Regions from separate parts of the Homo sapiens genome. Here region 1 is linked to region 2. Evidence: chromatin loops called from intact Hi-C (ENCODE). Cell type or tissue: B cell. All regions are shown on one strand. Links, peaks and the distances in the headings refer to the core of each region. The heading gives the core; the rest is flanking DNA.

The links. Hi-C counts contacts between places; a loop is a spot of excess contacts. Peaks named below come from ENCODE experiments on the same cell type or tissue, not always from the same donor. Only the 100,000 strongest peaks of a DNase experiment are listed, where the experiment ranks them.
Region 1: a loop joins it to region 2, with 11 times the contacts of the local background. A loop is called at or near these places in 4 of 110 quality-filtered maps.

The regions. Positions count from the first base shown.
Region 1 is chr11:10,317,251-10,328,002 of GRCh38, forward strand. All of the region lies in intron 1 of CAND1.11 (a long non-coding RNA gene), which reads left to right. Among named protein-coding and RNA genes, the nearest start is that of CAND1.11, 14 kb to the left of the region's middle. In B cell, for the core only: a CTCF peak has its summit at 5,963 (motif pointing left); a DNase peak (open chromatin) is centred at 5,941.
Region 2 is chr11:9,009,869-9,020,620 of GRCh38, forward strand. The region is part of intron 1 of NRIP3-DT (NRIP3 divergent transcript); the gene reads left to right. SCUBE2 (signal peptide, CUB domain and EGF like domain containing 2) reads right to left here. Exons shown (of 23, transcript NM_001367977.2): 23 at 9,608-10,752. Among named protein-coding and RNA genes, the nearest start is that of NRIP3-DT, 11 kb to the left of the region's middle. In B cell, for the core only: CTCF peaks have their summits at 5,921 (motif pointing right) and 6,120; a DNase peak (open chromatin) is centred at 5,923; H3K27me3 peaks cover 543 bases.

The sequences.
Region 1 (10,752 bases), core at 1,638-9,637, 1.3 Mb after region 2:
TCTTGAAATGTTATTGTTCATGCTTTTCTTTGCTACACTTTTTCCACTTGACCTTTTCCCTAGTAAATCAGAGGCATTGCCTTGAGGAGAATTAGGATTGGTACAACCGGAATGCTAACAGAAAGAAACAGTCAGAATGAAACAGTAAATGTTCAGTTTTCTGACTTTAAAATAGCCTCTTGAAGCCCACATCAAAAACAATAGTTTTGAAAGCCAAAGCCTTTTGTTTGCAGAGAACCAGGTTTTGTTGAGAGAAGAAAAGGCTCTTGAGAATCAAAAGGGAAGGCCCGGAAGCATCAGGGATTGGGCTTTACCCACACTGGAAAGAGACTAGAGGGAGAGCTGGACTAAGCCGCCTTCATCCTGGGCGGGGGGAGAGCAGGGACCTATGAGGTTGCAGGGAGGCCTTGGGAAAGAGCCCACAGAGAGGAGGACATCAGCATGGAGAGACTGCAGATCAGTCCCAGCAAACCTGTGGAGGCCAGTTAAATGCCTGGAGCTCATCCCCTGCCATTCAAGTGAGTCCCACTGTTGCCTGAGCCAAAGAGCCATGTTAGTTGCTCTTTTTACTACTGCTGGAGATCTTTCATCAATAGCAGCCTGCAAGTCACGCTCAGATGGCCCAGCAGATGTGATACTTGCCTAAGTCTGGAGTCATTGCTGAACCTTACCCTACCCACATTGCCCTACATGGCAGAGGACACTAATAAGCCACCCCCAACTTCTTAGACCAAAGGGCAGAGCAATTAACACCAAAGGGGTGCTAGAGCTGAAGGAAGAGTCACCCACCCCTGTGTTTGGGAGGGACTGGACTCTGGGGAGGCGTACTCCACTACATTCACAAGTCACAGATGCGGGGGAATCCCCCAGCCTTGTTTTGCTCCTATGTTCAGCTAGTTGGTAACCTTTTGTCTCAATTTAATAGGTTTGTTCCACCAGATAGAGCAGTGATCCTTAACCTCTTCTGCCTATTAAAGTCATGTGGGGGAAGCTTCAAAAAAAAAAAAAAAACTGACACCGAGCCTTATCCCTAACCAATTGAACTGGATTGTCTGTGGGTGGGGCCTGATGTCATTGTGTGATTGTGAGTAACATTTTATCTTTGTGAAGCCACTTAACTTTGTTCGGCCTACACATTGTCCCCATACAGCTATTTCAAAAATGCACCCTGGTGGTGCTAACAGACTGAGACCAACAGTTTATTTATTTATTCATTTGTTGTAGATTGAGGGTTGTTTCCAGTCAAACAGCCAGAAATAGAAGGGTTAACTGCAGCCAGTGGGGCAGGTGTTTGGAGAGAAGACAAGCTGCAGGTGATGGGAAGGAGGCCAGCCCCAGCCGAGGGCAGAGTAACAGACAACAGGTGGTTGTGCTGTAGGGTGTTGGCATCAAGGAGGAACAGCAGGAAATGACAGGGCATCAGGCATGTCAGGGAGCACAGCAGCGCGCATTCTAGGAGCAAACTATAGGCAGGCCCAAGAGAGGTCCAGCTGGAGGCAGCAGACAGGACTGGAATTATTCCTTCTGATGGGCCTGATTGTGTCCCCTATCCCCATACACCAAATTCATATGCTAAACCCCTAACCCTCAGTACCTCAGAATGTGACTGTGTTTGGAGATAGGGCCTTTAAAGAGGAAATCAAGGAAAAATAAGGTCATATGTGTGGTCCTCAATCTAATATGACTTGCGTCTTTATAAGAAGACTATGGGAGGACACAGAGAGAAGGCAGCCACGTGCCAGACAACTAGAGAGGTTCCCAAAGAAACCAAACCTGCTGACTCCTTGTCCTTGGATTTCCAGCTTCCAGAAGTATGGGAAAATAAATGTCTGCTGTTTAAGCCACAGTCTGTGGTATTTTGTTATGACGGTCCTCACAAATGAATGTACTTCTGTCAAAGGGATTGATGAGAACAGGACCAGGCGACAGGCCTAGAAACGTGGTATCGTGGCTGGATTTCAGCACCAGACACGCAACAAGAGTTAGGGAATCAGGACAGGGTAACTGAGTCAGGGCAAACAGGATTTCATTTACTCATTCAATCAATGATATTTTAGATCAACAGTCTACTCCACGCAGGGCCCTGTTCTAGACACTGGGTAGCCTGCCATTGCAGCAGTCCAGATAAAAAAATTATGTTCATTTAGATTAGGAGAATGTCAGTGGCTAGGGTGATCTGACACTCAAACAACCCAATGTGGAGATGATGTCCTTTAAGTCTTCCTGATCAGGCAAGTACCTATTTGCAGAGGGTTCCAGTAACTTCATTTTCAGAGAGGGAACTGTGGGAGCAGAGACCAGGCAGGTTATTTATAACTAACCCAGGTATATGAATTTTCTCTTTGAGGGAAAGAAATTTTCAGTTTACAGTTTTCACTGGCACCTAGGTTAGCAAACTTAAGATGTTTGCCAGATGTCTTCATCTCATGCTGTTAAATTTAACACATAACATTCCAACTTGATCTTAACTTTGTTAGTTTTTCTAAAACATCAGTTTCTTCCCAAACCATGTTTCCATGGAAAACACAAGCATTTCCAGGCAATAACCCCATCATCTGTGCCACTATAGACAATCATCAGATAAACTTCCTTAATTCATACCACATCTGCTCTTTCAGCCCTGTACGACCTTGAGCATGCACGCACACGCACACGCACACACACATACACACACACACACACACACGCACAGAGAAAACAAAACTCCTAATTATTTTTTCCCAAAATAAGCATCTGACCCAAATTGCCCTTCCAATTTTCTATTAAATGAAAGACAAATTGTCAGGACCAAATCAGCCAACTTTATTAAAAACTGGGAAGTCTTTCAAAAGCTTTCAGGGTGAACTGTCATGTTAAACATGACAAGTAGTTAATAGGGGAGAATTGCATCTATATGGTCCCTGTTTATCTCTTGGCACATTCTGGTAAGTGAAGACTGCTTGGGCACAGGCATCTCTCTCCACTTTATCACTATGGAGGACTCTTTCTTCACCCCACTACTTGAAAAATTAAAGCAATGTGAGAGCCCAAGATATGCCAACTGATTTCTAGTCTGGCCTTGTTTCATTTGGCAGGCAGGATGGGGGCAGGGAAGTGGTATAGTCGAGGACATAGGCTTTGAAGTTAGACAACCTTGAGTTTACACAGACTCTCCCTCCTCCTAGCCCTGTAATTATGGGCACATCTCTTAACCCAAGTCTTAGTTTCATTAGCTATAAAATGGGGATAATAATATTTACCTTATAGGCTTGTTGTAAGGATGAATGATATAACATGGATGAAAGCAACAACCCCTGCCTGGCAGTATAGTATAAGCTCATTAAATGGCAATTCTGTTTAAGAGTAACGACTAAGGATGCTGTGGTTTAAAAAATAAAGAAAAAAAAAGCACCTGCTCTTTCTCAATGCCAGAACACAAAGGTAAAGCAGTGAATATACCATTTCTCTTTAGATTAATCATCTCTAAAATAAGGACATGGCATCAAGGATCTCAAAGATTCTTCCTCTATGACTCTAGCCTTCTGAGGTCTTATATTCAGGGAGAAATGAACATTGAAAAGCGGGAGAAATTAAACCACCTTTCTGACTAGTTCCTTGGGAGACCCAAGCTGTGCTTCATCAGTACTTTCAGTTCCAAAGCGTATAGGATCAAGTCAGTTCCAGAGAGCAGGGTTTGGATGAGGAGGCCTGGGTGGATAGTACCGGTTAACTCCATAGCTGCAAAAACAATTCTTTCTTCACAGTAATACAATGATAGCAAAGGGGACATTTGACCTTTTCAAGATTTTTAAAATGCAAAATACAAGGTATGCACATAATCTTGTTTACTGACTGATCCTTTAAAAAATCTGGCATATTAATAATTCCACTTAAAATACTGAAGATGGGAGCCAGAAGGAAACTTGTTCTTTCTATACAATGACTGAGAAGGGAATTCTAATGAATATTTTGGCACACATATCTCATTTTCTGGCTGCTTTAGGACCCAAGAGCCAGTAGGTCATAATTAAAGCCAATAATGGCAACTCCAGACAGCCCAAATATTTTCCTGGTGCTGTCAATTCACTGCATTAAATGTTTTAACATCATTTTTTGGGGAGTGTAGAACATACGCACAGAGGGGGAATTAAATGTTGATGTGAAATTTGGAACATTTGCTGCAGGTTGCTCCAAAAGATATTGTTTATTACATTCAAAGGAATTATACAATGTTTTCCTTATTAGATAATCTTAAATGACCCTTTCTGGGCTGAGAGCTGTGAAGTGTGTCCTTAAGTTGTCAGAACAAAATCATATTTTCTGCAGAAAAAGAAAACAAAAAACATGTTTGGGGCTGAGGCTGCATGTCATGTAAATAAATGAACGTCTTCTACCTCCACTGGATCTTCAGGAATGTTCTCTTTGGTCACCAGGAGTTGTGTTGCTACAGAGTTAAAGCTACTCACTTTTCTGTCAACTCTACTTCCAAAAAGAAAACCCACAAATATATGTTTGCAAAATCTGTTTGGGATCCTGGAGACAAGGTCCTTAACTTTATCTTTTTCCTGAACAAGTTTCATACTTAAAAAAAATAATAACAATTAAAATTCCTCCAGCCCTACCCCCACCTTCTTCCATCCTTCCATTTCTACTTTAAATGATAAGAAAGTTTCCTCTTGGATGGAAATTAAACATCTCAGCCTGGGTGAGGCAGCTCAGGCCTGTAATCCCAGCATTTTGGTAGGCTGAGGCAGGAGCCTTGCTTGAGGTCAAGGGTTCAAGACCAGCCTGGGCAACATAAGGAAATCCTCCTTCTCTAATCTAAGGGGAAAAAAAAAAAAGTATCTCAGTCTAAGGTGTGTCTGAGAGAGTTCTGAATCACCATTTTGGGATGGAACAAACTGACCAGTCACTTCTTTTTTTTTTTTGAGACGGAATCTCGCTCTGTCACCCAGGCTGGAGTGCAGTGGCGCAATCTCGGCTCACTGCAAGCTCCGCCTCCCGGGTTCACGCCATTCTCCTGCCTCAGCCTCCTGAGTAGCTGGGACTACAGGCGCCTGCCACCACGCCCAGCTAATTTTTTGTATTTTTAGTAGAGACAGGGTTTCACCATGTTAGCCAGGATGGTCTTGATCTCCTTACCTCGTGATCTGCCTGCCTCGGCCTCCCAAAGTGCTGGGATTACAGGCGTGAGCCACTGCTCCCGGCTGACCAGTCACTTCTTAAAGGCAAAACTGGATTTGCTCTGCAAAACAATTCAGCAAAAACTTGGGTTCCAACTCTGGTGCTACACTGTGACAATGGAAACTTTCCAGCTACAACTTGGAAGTTGGGAGCCAAGCACAATACTAAGTCAAGGAAGGTATTTGAGGCCAAAGCAGACAGTGGTCTTGGCACTGCCTGCTCCTGAGCCCAAGCTGCAGCAGCTGTGGGGTGGTGATGCAGCTTTCAGAGATCTCTAAATCTCTAAGTACACCAGAAACCAGATTTTATTAACTCCCCTTTTCCACTTTTTTTTGCCCCTACATTTCTGCCATGGATTATATCATAATAGATGGTGAAAATGCTGTGAGGTGTATACTCAATTCCTAGGCATTCTTCCACTTAATCATACTCAGTTTTCTTTGAGGGCCTCCACATTGTAAATGAGCAACACCTTGATACTGGGAAAATGAATATGAAACTCAGGGCCACAGCCTCTGTGATCTGGTCATTCTGGGGCAGTCATTTTCCTACTTGGCCTACAGAACCAGGCAGGTCTCTGGCCTGGGGGTGGCGGGTGATGTTGTATTCTCTTGTCAAAGTGCACAGAGCCCACTCTGAGAAGATGCTATACTCTTCACGTTACAAGACGGCAATATGCCCGTTTCTGGGCCAATTGGCTGACTCAGAGATGAGGAGATTATTCCGTGACACTTTGTTTTCATTCCAGTCCAAAGGGCAAAAAAAAAAAAAAAAAATGTAAAACTCTGCTGCCACCTGCTGTTTCTTTAGGAATAAATTCTTGAAACGGTTCTAGGTTGATTGTATATTGGTTATCTTAGCCAAGTGCCTTGGTGGTGAATTTGGGGGATTTTGGAATATAAGTTTATGTAGTTGTGTACCAACTGGACTGTCATTTCCTAGGATGAACTGTTGGACCACATGGGTGGCTTCTCTCTTTCAGTCCATTAAGTCCTGCCTCCCTCATCCCTTGCTGAGACTCAAGGGCAGACTCCTTGATCCCAGACAACTTTCCAAGGGAGTTCACGCAAGGCTCTGACCAGTGAGGCTCCAGAGCAAAACCCAGGAGGCTTATAGGTTTAAGTGTCTTTTCTTTATGGGCCAATGATGTCTGAAAACTGTAGCAGTAGGTAAATTCCCCAAGCACAGACTATTCTCTGCTGGGTGTCAGTGGGTGGTATTGGAAGTGCCTCTCAGAAGTGCTCTTCTCAGCTTGAGGTTCATTTGTGATGAGGTTCATTTGTGGTGTCTCCAGATGTTTTATCTTTGTCTTCCTTGAGGAAACTGAGGCAGATTAAGGAAGACGAGTGTCCAGGAAAGTAAAGGCTAGCTCCATTTGAATCACACCCAGGTGAGAATACTTGAGCTCAGGTTAGATGATGAGAGGGATGAGGAAAACAGTGGCTCCTCGGAGCTCAAATAAAGAGCACTGGAGCATTAATATAGTCATAAGCTTAGATGGGCTTGATAAAGCCCTTAGTCATCTTATTGGAGGCATCCAGAGGACAGAGGCTGCCTTGCCTTGACTATATTAGTGGCTTGTTGCTGCTCCAAATCAGAAAGTGGGATTTTCCTTTTTGCCTTCTTTGGGAAGATCCATTTGTATGTAAATGAGTTCTTTTTGATTGCAGTCATTGTTGTAGCTGAGAATTCTTTCAACCAAGATCTTTTTCTTGGCAGAGATTACTGAGTCTATTAAGTGTGTTTTCATATAATTCTAAGTGACTTTTTAGATGGACACAGAAAGAAGTGTTAAGGAAATGACCCTTGGTCTTTTCTCCTATCAAAGAGAAAAGGCATTTGAGTGGTATCGATAAGCATTGAAGGTAACTGATGGCTTATCACTGTGTCTGGCATTATAGCTGGCACATTTATTGACTGAATGGTCAAACTTATCACCCGTTGTTCTTCCCAGAAGGTTCGTGAGACCTGTTGGGGAGGGACGGGGATAGAAAGGAACAGAAGGAAGAGTCTCAGAGTTAATCAGGTGGAAAGTCTGTAAGTGGAGTGAACCATGGGAGCTAGAATGCTATGGTAGGACCAAAATTAATACTGTATATGTCAAAATAAATGTGTATTACTTATAAAGTATATACAGTTCCTAAAAATTATCAAACAAGGTTATTATGTACAACATTTCTCCCTTCTGTGTCTCATTCCCTAAATATTATGATTGTTAACATATTGCACAAGCTTGACCATGTTTATGCTTCATGTATTTTCTTGTTTATGTCCCCGTTGTTCTCCCTCAGTATTTTGTAAAGGCTTTGGAAAAGTTCCAGCCTATCTCAGCTATGTGAAGAAGAGTTCAGGGAAGGAGTTTGTATAACACTAAAGAAATGTCAGTATCTCCTCACAGGTAGGGGCTGACATGATGCCACGGCAATGGGAAATGAAGTGGGAAACCCGAAGCAGGAAGGAAAACTCAGGAGAACTGGGTTGGGATAGTGGTTTCAGCTTCTCCTCGCCTCCTAAAGAGTCTCTTGATAGTTCTCAGGCCTTGAAGGTTCTGCCTGCCCCCAGGTTCCCCACCCCAGGAAAATAAGCAACTTCTCAGGAGAATAATGAGGTTGGTGTTTACCTTTGTGCTTCATTTGAGTAGCATGAGAGCACCCCATTCCTCACATCTGTTCATTCTTCTCCCCTTAGAAATCTTGTCTCAGCTGAAAGGTCAGAGCTAGAAGCCCCAATCTGCTTCTAGCTCTGACCTTCTGGCTTTGTCAGGAATCCCTATGAATTTGTGCTGTTGATTTTCTTTGAACTAAATACAGAAATGTGTCTGCACTCTGGGATAGAGAAGAGAGTATAGTAATTGCCAGGAGAACTGAAGATGACCTTAAGGCAGGCCAGGTGACTGGTAAACCATACCCTTCACAAGGCTACCAGAGCTCTAGCCTGACCAATATTATTTTGAAAGGGAATACATTAGAATCCCTGGTGACTAGATGAACATGGCCATCACTATTTCTACAAACCTGTCTTCTGATGAACATATACTCCTGCTGGATGGTGTCAAGACATGCTTGTTTCTTGAGTGGTTTAGATACCAGTTATTGCCCCTCCTGTTATGCCTGGTAACTAGGATGCTGTCAAGAAAATACAGCAGGACTTCATTGAGCTTAAAAAGAGCGTTTCAAAAATATTGCATTAGCCTTTTGTCCTTTCAGTCTGTTTTTCATAGAACAAATGTAATCTTAGTCGCTACAAATTTGTTTAAAATAGCTCTTCTGGTGAGTCACCTAAAGTTAACTGCAGATATGGTATTGTTTTAGCCATGTCAAGCTTGAAATGTTATCCAAGTCCTAGGAACTACTCACTATGGGAAGCTGATGATGTATGTGCCCTCACACGTGTTTTGAGGGTGATCCTATAATGTCCGGAGAGAAAGAAATGCCTGAGATGAACTGGTCAGCATTACATTTCTCAGAACGGGCTGCAAGAGCTTCAGAAGCAAAAGGAGTGTTCTCTGTAGGCTCAGATGCTCACATGACCCAAGACACGTGAAGGGTCTGCCCATCATTCACCCCTCTATCCCCACAAGTGGTCAGAAAGTTAGGAAAATCTCCAAGAGACCATGCAGAAGGGTCAAAGGATCTTGCAGATGTTCTGAGCAAAAAAATGAAAACTTTAAACAGAACATTGTGCCATGACTTGAAAAGGTCATTATCTAGTTCACACTTACATCAGACTATAAATATTGTCAGAAAAATGGATATGTTTGCCAGGACCATGAACAGTAAAATTGCTTAAAATAGGCCACAGAAACCCTCAAGGCCAGTGGGGCCATGGCAGGCCATGACACTCAAACCTGATGCTGCCTTGTGAGAGACCTCAGCAGGAACAAAAGCCAACAGCTGCTTATTGGAAAATTTATACTCAGTGGCCCTCAAAAATTGCAAAAGCCTTTCAAGTCATGTAAGTTAATTTTGTCTCACTCTTCCACCAGGTAGAAGTGAGACAGGGAGACTCATGCTCCTTAAATGAGGTCCCTTGTCAAAGACTAGCTGTCTTATGGCCTTTGAATACTCTGCCCTTCCCCCTTCCTATGGTATAGCTTTGTGTCCAGTTAGCACTGAGCAGAAGCTGCTCTCCTGCTGTCCCCACCCACTGTTGGCTAAAGCCAGGTCACCTCCTGCCAGGCAGCGGCTGGGTGAAAGTCCAGAGAAGCTCTCCTGAATAAACAAGTCAAACAAAGGCAGTTCCCAGCAGTGGATGGGGCTGTACTCCAGAAGTCTATTTGCAAATCTGTCCTTTAGAACTCGGAAGACATTCCCCAGGAGGAGCAATGTTATGCAGTGTGGCAAGGTTCCCAGGCTAGCCCACACCTCTGATTTAACCCAGAATGGGCTGGGGAAACAGTGCTCTAGAACTCATCATTATGGGTAATACCTTTGTAGTCTCTGCTCTTCAGTTTACAAATAGTTGCTGAGCTAGGCATGGTTCCAGGTGATGTGAAGGTTCAAAGCTGCCTCAGCTTTGTGGAGTAGGTAGATTCAGTAGCTCCTGGGTGCACAGTGGCTGAGATTTTCCCAGTCTCATGAAATCCCTGCTTCTCTTTCCTATCTACATGTTTTAGGCTGAAAGTGAAGGGATGACCATTCCGGCTTTTCTTTGGTTTGTTTCTTCAAGATAACCTGGTGTAGGGAAGGGTGAGAGTCCTGGCTCTATCATTACACACAGCAGCATCTCCAAGCTTCAGTTTCTCCTCTGAAAAATAGGATAATATGTAGCTAAGAGAGCCTTGGAGTTGCCTCCCCAGCCCTTGTTCTTCTCTTGGTAACTACCATGACTTTTGTTAGGGTATCCACATCTCCCCCAATAGACCACTCCACTCCTGAAGACTCAGGCCTAGTGCAATTCCATTTTAAGGCCACTATTACAGGACCCAGTGATGGGTGCTGGCCTAATTCAGGCCAGTGAGCTTGCATAAGTTTATTGGCTTATTTCCAGAAAAACAAATTTCCTTTTTCCTGCTAGATAAGAATGGGACACATATGTGGTCTCACTAGCAATTCAGGCCAATGAGTTTGCATAAGTTTACTGGCTTATTTCCAGAAAAACAAGTTCCCTTTCTCCTGCTAGATAAAAGTGGGAGACATATGCAGTCTCAGCAGCAATAGAAAGCCACTCTGAGACTAAAACAGGGGCAAGCCCTAGATGGAAGCTCTCATTGTGAATGGCAGAGTGGAGTGATGGAAAATAGAACTCCCTGATAAAGTTGTTGAACTCCTAAATGGACCCATCCTCAATCCTGTCATACTTCTATTGTATAAACCAATCATCTCCTTCACTTAGTAACCCATAGTGAGTTGAGCTTTCTGCTCCTTTTAATGGAAGCCATCTTAATTAATACATTATAGCACAGGATTTACTATGGGCATTAAATGGGATATAGCATTCACAGTATCTGTCTCATGCTGAAAAAAGAAAAAAAATTCATAGTATTTAGCACAGAATTTATATATGACCCCTGCCCTTCCAGTCCAAGGGCATTAATGGAAAAGACCATAGTTTCTCAGGCCTTTGTTGGATAGGGAAGAAGAGGGCATG
Region 2 (10,752 bases), core at 1,541-9,540:
TTATAGCAGAATGATTTATAATCCTTTGGGTATACACCCAGTAATGGGATTGCTGGGTCAAATGGTATTTCTAGTTCTTGTTCCTTGAGGAATTGCTACACTGTCTTCCATAATGGTTGAACTAATTTACACTCCCACCAACAGTGTAAAAGCATTCCTATTTCTCCACATCCTCTCCAGCATCTGTTGTTTCCTGACTTTTTAATGATTGCCATTCTAACTGGCATGAAATGGTAGCTCATTGTGGTTTTGATTTGCATTTCTCCAATGACCAGTGATGATGAGCTTTTTTCATATGTTTATTGGCTGCGTAAATGTCTTCTTTTGAGAAGTGTCTGTTCATATTCTTCGCGCACTTTTTGATGGGGTTGTTTTTTTCTTGTAAATTTGTTTAAGTTCTTTGTAGATTCTGAATATTAACCTTTTGTCAGATGGATAGATTGCAAAAATTTTCTCCCATTCTATAGGTTGCCTGTTCACTGTAATGATAGTTTCTTTTGCTGTGCAGAAGCTCTTTAGTTTAATTAGATGTCAATTGTCAATTTGGGCTTGTGTTGCCATTGCTTTTGGTGTTTTAATCATGAAGTCTTTGCCCATGCCTGTGTCTTGAATGGTATTGCCTAGGTTTTCTTCTAGGGTTTTTATGGTTTTAGGTCTTATGTTTAAGTCTTTAATCCATCTTGAGTTAATTTTTGTATAAGGTGTAAGGAAGGGATCCAGTTTCAGACTTCCACTTATGGCTAGCCAGTTTTCCCAACACCGTTTATTAAATAGGGAATCCTTTCCCCATTGCTTGTTTTTGTCAGGTTTGTCAAAGATCAGATGGTTGTGGATGTGTGGTGTTATTTCTGAGGCCTCTGTTCTGTTCCATTGGTCTATATATCTGTTTTGGTATCAGTACCATGCTGTTTTTGTTACTGCAGCCTTGTAGTATAGTTTGAAGTCAGGTAGTGTGATGCCTCCAGCTTCGTTCTTTTTGCTTAGGATTGTCTTGGCTATGTGGGCTCTTTTTTGGTTCTGTATGAAATTTAAAGTAGTTTTTCCAATTCTGTGAAGAAAGTCAATAGTCGCTTGATGGGGAGAGCATTGAATCTATAAATTACTTTGGGCAGTATGGCCATTTTCACAATATTGATTCTTCCTCTTCAAGGACCTCTTCAAGGAGAACTACAAGCCACTGCTCAAGGAAATAAGAGAGGACACAAACAAATGGAGAGTTCTTTATATATTCTAGCTACAAGTCTCTTGTCACACATGACTTGCAAAATTTTTCTCCCATTTTATGAGTTGCCTTTTCACTTTCTTGATGGCTTCCTTTGACTCATAAAAATGTTCAATTTCATTTGCTTCCCTGCAAAACACACACACACACACATGCACACACACACACTTTTTTCTGAACGATTTTAGGATAGATTACTCATACATTATGATCCTGTACCACTAATACTTCATTGTATATTTCCTAAAAATAGAGATTTTTCTCTTATGTAACCACAATACAGATAGAAGCTTGATAAATTTACATTGATACAATACTTTTATCTAAGCTACTATTCATGTTCCAATTTTGTCAGTTGACCATTTATAACACATTCCTCCAGTACAGGATCCAGGCTAGGAGCAGGTATTGTATTTGGTTGTCATGTCTCTTTAGCCTCCTTTAATCTGGAACATTTCCACAGCTTTCTTTGTCCTCCATGACACAGACATTTTTGACATTCAAAATGTTAAAATTCAAAACTGTCAGTGTCATTAAAAAGGGTTAACTGGTTAACACAAAAACCAGTTAACCCTTTTTAGTTACTGGTTTCTGTGTGTGATATAATTCACATACCATAAAATTCACCCAATTCATACAATTGTACTTAATGTGTACAATTCAAGTTTTAAATAAATTCAGAGAGCTGTGCAACCATCACCACAATGACTTCTAGAACATTTCATCGTCCCAAGAGAAACTTGGTACCCATTAATCATTCCCCATTGCCTACCAATTTCTCCAGCCCTAGACAACTAACTTGTAATCCACTTCCTGTCTCTATGAATTTGCCTATTCTGGACATTTCATGTAACTGGAATCATATAATGCATGGTCTTTTGTGACTGGCTTCTTTCACGTAGCACAGTGTTTTCAAAATTCATCCATACTGTAGCATCTATCAGTATTTAACTATGGCCAAATAATATTCCATTGTATGGATCTACCACATTTTGTCTAGCTGTACATTAGTTGATAGATATGTAAGCTGTTTCCACTTTTAAGGTATTACGACTAATGTTGCTAAGAAATCTCATGTGGAAATCTTTTTGTGCCTTTTATTCATCTCCTGGAGTAGAATTGCTGGGTCACATGGTAGCCCGTGTGACTTTTGAGGAATTAACAGACTACTCTCCAAAGCAGCTGCACCATTCTGCATCTCCACCAGCAGTGTATGAGGGTTCCAATTTCTTCACATCCTCTTCAACACTTTTTACCATCTGTCTTTTTTATTATAGCCATGCTAGTGAGGTTGAGATGGTATCTCATTATGGTTCTGATTTGTGTTTCCCTGATGACTAATGATGTTAAGCATCTTTTCAGGTGCTTATTGGTCATTTGTTTGTCTTCTTTGGAAACATGTCTATTAAAATCCTCTGTCCATCTTCTTTTTTTTTTTTTTTTTTTTTGAGACAGAGTCTCGCTCTGTCGCCTAGGCTGGAGTGCAGTGGCGTGACCTCGGCTCACTGCAAGCTCCGCCCCCTGGGTTCACGGCATTCTCCTGCCTCAACCTCCCGAGTAGCTGGGACCACAGGTGCCCACCACCACGCCTGGCTAATTTTTTGTATTTTTAGTAGAGACAGGGTTTCACTGTATTAGCCAGGATGGTCTCAGTCTCCTGATCTCATGATCCACCTGCCTCGGCCTCCCAAAGTGCTGGGATTACAGGTGTGAGCCAACATGCCCAGCCTCCTCTGTCCATTTTTAATTGAGTGATTTGTCTCATTATTATTGACTTGTAAGAACTCTTTACATATTGTAGCTATTAGTCTCTTGTCAGATATATGATTTACAAACATTTTCTACCATTCCATGGGCTACCTTTTCACTTCTTAATAGTGTCTTTTGAAGCACACAAGCTTTAAAATTTCACTGATGTGCAAGTTGTTTTTCAACTTCCCTCCCCTTTTTAAAATAGAGCATTCTTCATTTTGTGTTTGTCTGCATTTTCCTTGTATTGAGATTGAGGTGATGCATTTTTGGCTTGAGTACAGTATAGGTGATGGTACGTTCTTCTCAGGCTATCACATCTGTAGGCACATGATATCCATCTGTCCTTTATTGGACATGCTAATTTTGATCATCTGGTCAAGGTATTGCCTGATTTCTCTGCTGTATAATTACTGGCTTTTTTCCTATCTCATTCATGATGTTTAAAAAAATGAAATTCACTCTTTTCAGTCTGTCTACACTCCGTTAGCACATTGCACTTTGAGTTCTGTACTCTCCCTGGCACATGCTGCACAGTGGTCAGACCCACCTTGGCCAGGCCTGTGTCCTCATGTCTCAAAAAGGGGCTTTGTTTCAATGACCACAGGTTTCATGCAAATTATTCACACCTTGCCACAGTGAGTGTCTTCATTGACCTTGCCTGCCTAGAGACCTGAGTACTGCCTTCTTGGACTCTGAAGTTGGATGTTGCCATGCTGGAAACATCGAATAGAAATAGGCAGTTCTGGAAAACATGTGCTTCTGGGCTCAGCAAGGAGATGTACTGTGATCCTCACATACCAGGGGCTGAGGATTGGAACTCAGAAAAAATGAAGGATTGAGAGGCTGCGCTGTGTATGTGCACTTGTGTCTGTGCCGTCCCTGACCTAAGAGAAGCTCAGGCGATTGGAAGAGCTCATTTTACCTTCCCAGCTCAGGAGGACACGGGTGTTTGGAAGGCCTTGTGTGAGAACCCAAATCAGGCATCATAGCCTTTCATTCCTACTTCAAGCTTTAATTTTTCTGTTGCTAGGACATACCCCACTAGAAAAACTGTGACTAAAGAACTTTCCATCTCAGTGAAATGGGGAAACCCAGCAGAGAGTGAACCCCTTTAAAGAATGTTTCTTGGGTTTAACTTCTAAAGTCTCAAGAAGTGAAATGTAACGATGAGGATGACAGTTAACGTTTATTGGGCCCTTACTACATGCCAGGCAATGTTTCAAGAGTTTTCCAGGTATTAACTCATTTAATTCTCAAAACAGCTCTATCTTGTAGGTACTATCATTATCTTTATTTACCACATGAAGAAACTGAGGCACAGAGAAGTTAAATAACTTCCACAAGGTCACATAGCTAATAAGTGGCAGAACTGGGATACAAATCCAGGTACCGTAAAGGACATAATGGGAGTCTTGGAGAATATGAGCATTATGAATCATAAATCTTAGAGAAGGCACCTATCAGTGTGATAAATGTAGATAATGCATTTTCAGAGAAGTACATTAGGAATACTGGGCCCGGGGGGTACTGGGTGAGTGATGCTGTTTGAGTCATCCCAGTTCCTCATGGGGAGCCTTAGTGATGGTTTATCAAGCCTCTTTTTTTAAATTGTTTTGTTTTTTGTTTTTGAGACAGCATCTCACTCTGTTGCCAAGGCTGGAGTGCAGTGGCACGATCTCGGCTCACCGCAACCTCTGCTTCCCAGGCTCAAGCAATTCTCCTGCCTCAGCCTCTCGAGTAGCTGGGATTACAGGCATGCGCCACTACCGCCCGGCTAATTTTTGTATTTCTAGTAGATACAGGGTTTCACCATGTTGGCCAGCCTGGTCTTGAACTCCTGACCTCAAATGATCCACCCGCCTTGACATCCCAAAGTGCTGGGACTACAGGCATGAGCCACCGTGCCTGGCCCTATCAAACCTCTTATACTTGGCACCTGCATTACTTAAAACTCCAGTTTAGGTACCTGATGTGGCTGCTAAAAGCTGACTTCTTCAAGCCAAGTCACCTGGAAGTAACATTGGGGTTCCAATGTGCTACACTGTCCACAGTTTTATAGCATGATCAGGCATCACACACACACCGCTGCATTGACAGTGTGTGCTGATGACCAATTTGTGGTCACACAGGATAGGTTACCCACAAGGCTGCAGAGGGCCGCACTTAGCAGGCTTGGCCAGGGTTCACCACAAGCTCACACTCTGTACCTCCATGCTGTTCTGCTGTGCATGCTGCTTCAGACATTACTGGGCTCTGTCTTCTCTGGGGCATTGGTTCCAATTCCTGCTTAGCAGCTGTTAATTTTTTTCAACTGCCACACATGTAATAAGGCAAAGCCAGCACCGAAGCTCAAATTTGAGGTAGGCTTGTATTTCTACTTTTTGCGTTTTGTAGGGAAAAGACAGAAAACTTCAACCTGTGGCCCAAAATTATCCTTCAGTCCTAGGATACTGTGTAGGATCAGAGAACAATCCAAGGCAGGGGAGTGTGGTAGGGAGCTCCTGGAACTACAAAGTGGTAAAACATGCAAGATTATAATTGAGGAGTAGATTTTGTCCTCATCATTCCTTCAACTCCTTTTCCCTTCTGACTCAGGACTATATATCCAGCCTACCCTGGTGCCTAGACCGTAACAGTGAATGCATGAATATGCGGTGTTTGTATGTGAGATTCAGAGCGTTGTTGATAGTTTGAAATGACCTAGATCAATGAGTTTGGACTTGGTCACTAGTTTTTCTCTGCCAAGCAGAGAAAAAAGGAAAATATCTAAACAAAATAAACTCCGAGGGCTGTGTCAAACAACATGCGACCAATCAGTTGTCAAATCACAGCCCTAGTCCCCAGGGCCCCTTGGGTAAGATCTTGTCTTGAATTATGGGCATGTAAGGTCTGAGGCAGTGGGACGGGAGACAGAAACACAGGTCGACTCCATATTGCAACCACTAGGTGGCACCTGTTCGAGGAACTGCCAAATGGCTTGTTCACAGCTTGAAGCTTTGGTCAGCTTGGCTTGACATGAAATGCCAAGGTCTTGCTGGGCGGATAAAGGAGCTTGCCAGGGCCAGTGCTGCCAGGCTTGGTTTGAGGAGCCAGTGCTCTAGGAGGGGCCTGGATTCATGACTCTAATGATGAGCTCATCCTAAGACAGCAGCTCCCTCCCACCACCTCCTCATTCTCTGTCCTTTAGCCCTTCCTTATTTATACCACTCATCACTACTTGACTTTACAGTATATGTTCATTTGTTTATTGTCTGTCTCCCCAGACTGGAACCTAAATTCCACAAGAGCAGGGAGCTTCTTTTGCTCCCTGCAGTATCCCTGGCTCCTACAATGTCTAGCACTTAATAGGCTCTCCATAAATATATGTTGCATAAATGAATGAATGACCAAAAACATAATAAGAAATTATTAGTAACTAAGGTCTGTAGTTGCATCCCCTTTATGAGATACTCTGAAAACCAAGCACTACTGAGTTACTGTCATTGCTTGCAGTAGGTAGGTTTAATTTGTATCGCTTTTATTCAACTAAGGCAAACTGCCTATATTAGAGTGGTTTCATTTTCTAAATCTATTTTGATGCCACTGTGTTCTCTGGAAAGTGCTCCCTGCTGAGTAGTGATATCTTCATGGCTATATCACTGACATGGATCACAGGAGCAGCCTTGCTGTGTTAACAGGTCCCTAAGGGTGGTCTCCTGCAGGCTGATCGAGACTGCCTGAAGGGAGAAGGAGGCAGGGCACTACAAATATTAGGACACCTCTGAGCTGGGCTCACAAGCCCCTGGAATGGAAGATGGTCACAGAAATGAAGCCTCACCAAGGCCTCTAAGTTTCTGTGGATGGGCCCCTACTGGCCACTCCCAGGACCTTAAATTGTAGGCAGCTGATGGCTTGCCTAGCTAGAGGGCCGTATGCAACAAGATTCCCTCAACTTGGTGAGGAACTGCTTTACTCCAGCCTCAGCTAGTCCATTTGCCTCCCAAATGCTGGCTAGAAGTAGTGCAGACTTGAGTAAGGCTCCAAGACGTATCCTGCTGTGTGAAAAGAAGCAGAGATGCTGACAGTAAGAGGCATCTCTTCAGGGCTAAGAAGATTACAGCTGGGCCTGGAATGACCCCTGGGTTTTCCAGCACATAGGCCCACCAGCTGTGGTGGTCAGCTGCAGGCAACAGCTCCGGTGCATCTTCCTGCAAAGATCTGCCGGAGGGTAAGCAAGTCCTTGCACTGTGCTGTGCAGCCACTGCCTTTTCCAGGTTGCCACATGACATTTTAATATCACCTGCAAACCTAAATCCAGTGAGTGCCTACAGACGACACACTTAACAGCTCAGGGCATGATTCAGAGGAAGCAATTTTCCAAAGTGAAGATAATTGTCTGTTAGTGTGAAAAGGCAAACACTTTTTTATTAGCATTGGAAATTCAAGGGAGATGTTGTTAAATCCATAGATGCAGCACTTCAGTAAATGGCTAAAGAACAATATCTACAGCTAGAAGGAAGGACTGTACAGATCCATGCCCATTCAGGGTTCACCCATAGAACTAGCTCTCTTGGAGGGAAGATGGAAGCTCAGCTCTGACCTCTTCCTGTTTACTTAATACGCAGCTCCTCAAAGTCCTGGTTCCTGTGCCCACACAGGAAATCCCAGAATTAAGAGTTCCCCGGTCTTCTTTTATTTACATGTTTCCCAGGTGACCTTAACCGGGGTAAAGTCTCATGCCTTTACTCTGTGACATTAAAACTTATATTCCAGCCCTGACCTCTCCTGGGGCTTTGTATAACCATTTGCCTATTTGAACCCTCCAGTTGGACATATGATAGGCACCTAGAACCTAGAATGGCCAAAATGGAACTCTTAACCATCTCCCCTTTTCACTGTTATATTACTGCATAAGAAGTCACCTCAAAACCTATCAATCATTTAAGATAATAATCATTAATTTTGCACACAAATCTCTAATTTTTCTGTGGTTCAATGAGGACTGCTCCATGAAGTGTCAGCTGGAGCAGCTGGAGAATCCCTTTCCAAGATGGCTTACTCACGCAGCTGGCAAGTTTTGCTGGCTGTCGCCTGGAAGCTCAGCCTGGCCGGTGGGTGGAGGGACTGTGGTTCCTCTCCACATGGCCTCTCCACAGGCTGTTATGGCTTGCTTCCTCATGACGTGGTGACTGAGTTTCAAGTGTGAGTGTCCTAAGGAGAGGAAGTGGAAGCTGCTAGTGTCTTAAGCCCTGGGCCTCGTAAAGCATTACTTCTGCCATGTTAATATTGGTCAAGCAGTCACAGAGCCCAGAGTCAAGGGGAGGTGACACAGACCCCAACTGTCCATGGAAGGAACCTCAAAGAATTTGCAAACATGTTTTAAAACTGCTGCATATCCCGAACCTGCTCCTCCTAGTCTCCTCCATCTACCAGTTTCTTAGGCAACTAGGAGTCATCTTTGACTTCCTTCTTTCCCTCAGCACTTCCATACAATCCCCATCAGCAAATTCTGTTGACTGTCCCCCAAAACACATCCAGAATCCTTCTACTTCTCTCATCTCCACTACAACACCCTAATCCAGACAATACCTTCATCTGCCAACTGGATGGCTGCTTGTTCTGTTGCAGTAGTCTGTGAATAACTCTCTCTGCCTCCGTGCTGGCTTCCTATTCACACAGTAGCCACAGCTACCCTTTTAAAACATAAATCAGATTATCTCACTCCTCTGCTTAAATCCATTCAAAAGTTTGCAACATATTTAGAAATAACTCAAACCCCTCATTATAGATTCCAAAGCCCGATGTGATCTGGCCGTGTCTGGTTCTCTAGCCTCATCTTGTACGACCTGCCTTCTCACTAGACTACAATATACACAAATGGTTGCTCCTGCCTGACAGCCTTTGCACTTGGTTTTCCTCTCTCTGGAAAGCTCTTCCCCCTAATTTTCCCAAGACTGGTTTCTTCTTGCCATTTAGTTTTCAATTGAAATGTAATTTCCGCATAGAGGCCATCTATAATCCCCAATCCTAAAGTAGCCACACAATCATCTGTTACAGTAACCTATTTTAATTTTCAACATAGCTCTTACCACTAGCTGCTACTTTTCATGTTGATTTATCTGTTCTTTGTCTGTCTCTTCCCTCTAAAATGTAAGCTTCATGAGGGCAGGGACCTTGTCTGTCTTATCGCCGCATCCCCAGGGCCTAGAGTACCAGGCAGAAGTTTGATAAATATTGATGTAGCAGGTAGAAATAGTATCTCCAGATAGCCAGCCCCCAACAGGATCACAGCATCTCTTAAGGTAGTTGAGGGAATAGAGAGGAAGCTCCTCTTTATACCTCCTGTGCGTCAGTGGTTTGTGCGTGTACCAGCAACACAGCTCTGGTGCATGGGGCTGCCCCGTGGAGGATGCTCCTCCATAGTGACCGGGTTTATGCAGCCTCCTTCCAACCCCCAGAGTATTCCCATCCCTAGCCTTCTTGTGAAATCAGCAAGACAGGATCACACAGTCATGAGCACAAAGTTGCTAACATGCCTGGACAGAATGGTGCAGCTCAGCTCATCTCACCTTCACATCAGTGCGGTCACTAACTCGGGTTTATGTGACATTCGAATTTTCATCTTATGGTTAGACTCAGAAATATAGGCCAAGCTCCAGTATAACAAAGTCCAAGTGCTTGTTTTAATGCTATTTTTTTTTTAATGATGATGTTCAAACTTTTGAAGAGAAATCTGAAAATGAATATTTAGGGCCCATCCAAATAAAGAAGTTTGATTAGGACTTTTTAAGAATCAATGTTATTAACAGGTTAAAAAAAGCAACACTGAGATGAAAAGCAAGTTTAACCATAATGAAGTTCTCTTTGTTTTCTTCAAAAATGCTTGTTAAACATTTTTTTAGTACTTTGGTATGGAGAATTGGCTGTGCATAGAATTGTTATTGAAATAACAAAACACTATAGTTGTAGGTAGTCCATCCATTAGGGAAGTGGTGGCTTGTTTGATTGGATTCCTTTTTATTCACTGTAATGAGATTTTTGCTTGGGGATTTAAATGTTTAAAGATTCAATAACACTGAAAATTCAAGTTCAAGAAATGATCGTGAGGCCCTGCTGGCCTGACCCAAAGTGAGATGATCGTGTGGCATTCAGGGGGTGTTTCTGGCAGTGCTGTTACTGTTAGAGAATGAGACCACCCTTCAAGGGGCTGCTCATGTCCACGGAGCAGAGTCCGTCTCTCACATTTGAGACTGGGGAAGGAAGGCATACATGACAGGCTGGGCCTCACCACACCCACCTGGACCTCAGATCCCTTGTGATGGGAAGCCCACTTGGGGAGTAGAACCCTTGGCAATACCGACTCAGGGTTGGTGAAATCGCCTTTTCATGACAATTGATGATTCTCATCCACTGAGGAAATTACATTTCACCTGAACTCCCCAGTCCCTCAGGCAATGGCCAGCAGAGTGTCAGAGGGCACAGCTGAAGGTGCGAGAGTCAGCATAGTGCATTTGCTGCAGGGTGGAAGCTTGCAACGAGGAAGGCTGGCAATAAATGTACATTATTATGTCTCCAGAAGTGCTTAGTTTTTATTTATTTCTAATTCTTTCTGCTTTTTTTTTTCACGAGCACTGCTTAGAACTCAAGTTCCTGGGATCAAACTTGTATCACACAGGCTGGAGAAGGCTGTGGAGAAACTGAGTCCTCCCAGGTCTCAAGGTGGGTGGAGGGAGCCTGCAGGGGTCTCCTTCCCTCCCCTCTTGCCTGTTCTGCCTGGTCAGAGCCTGCACACGAGTGCA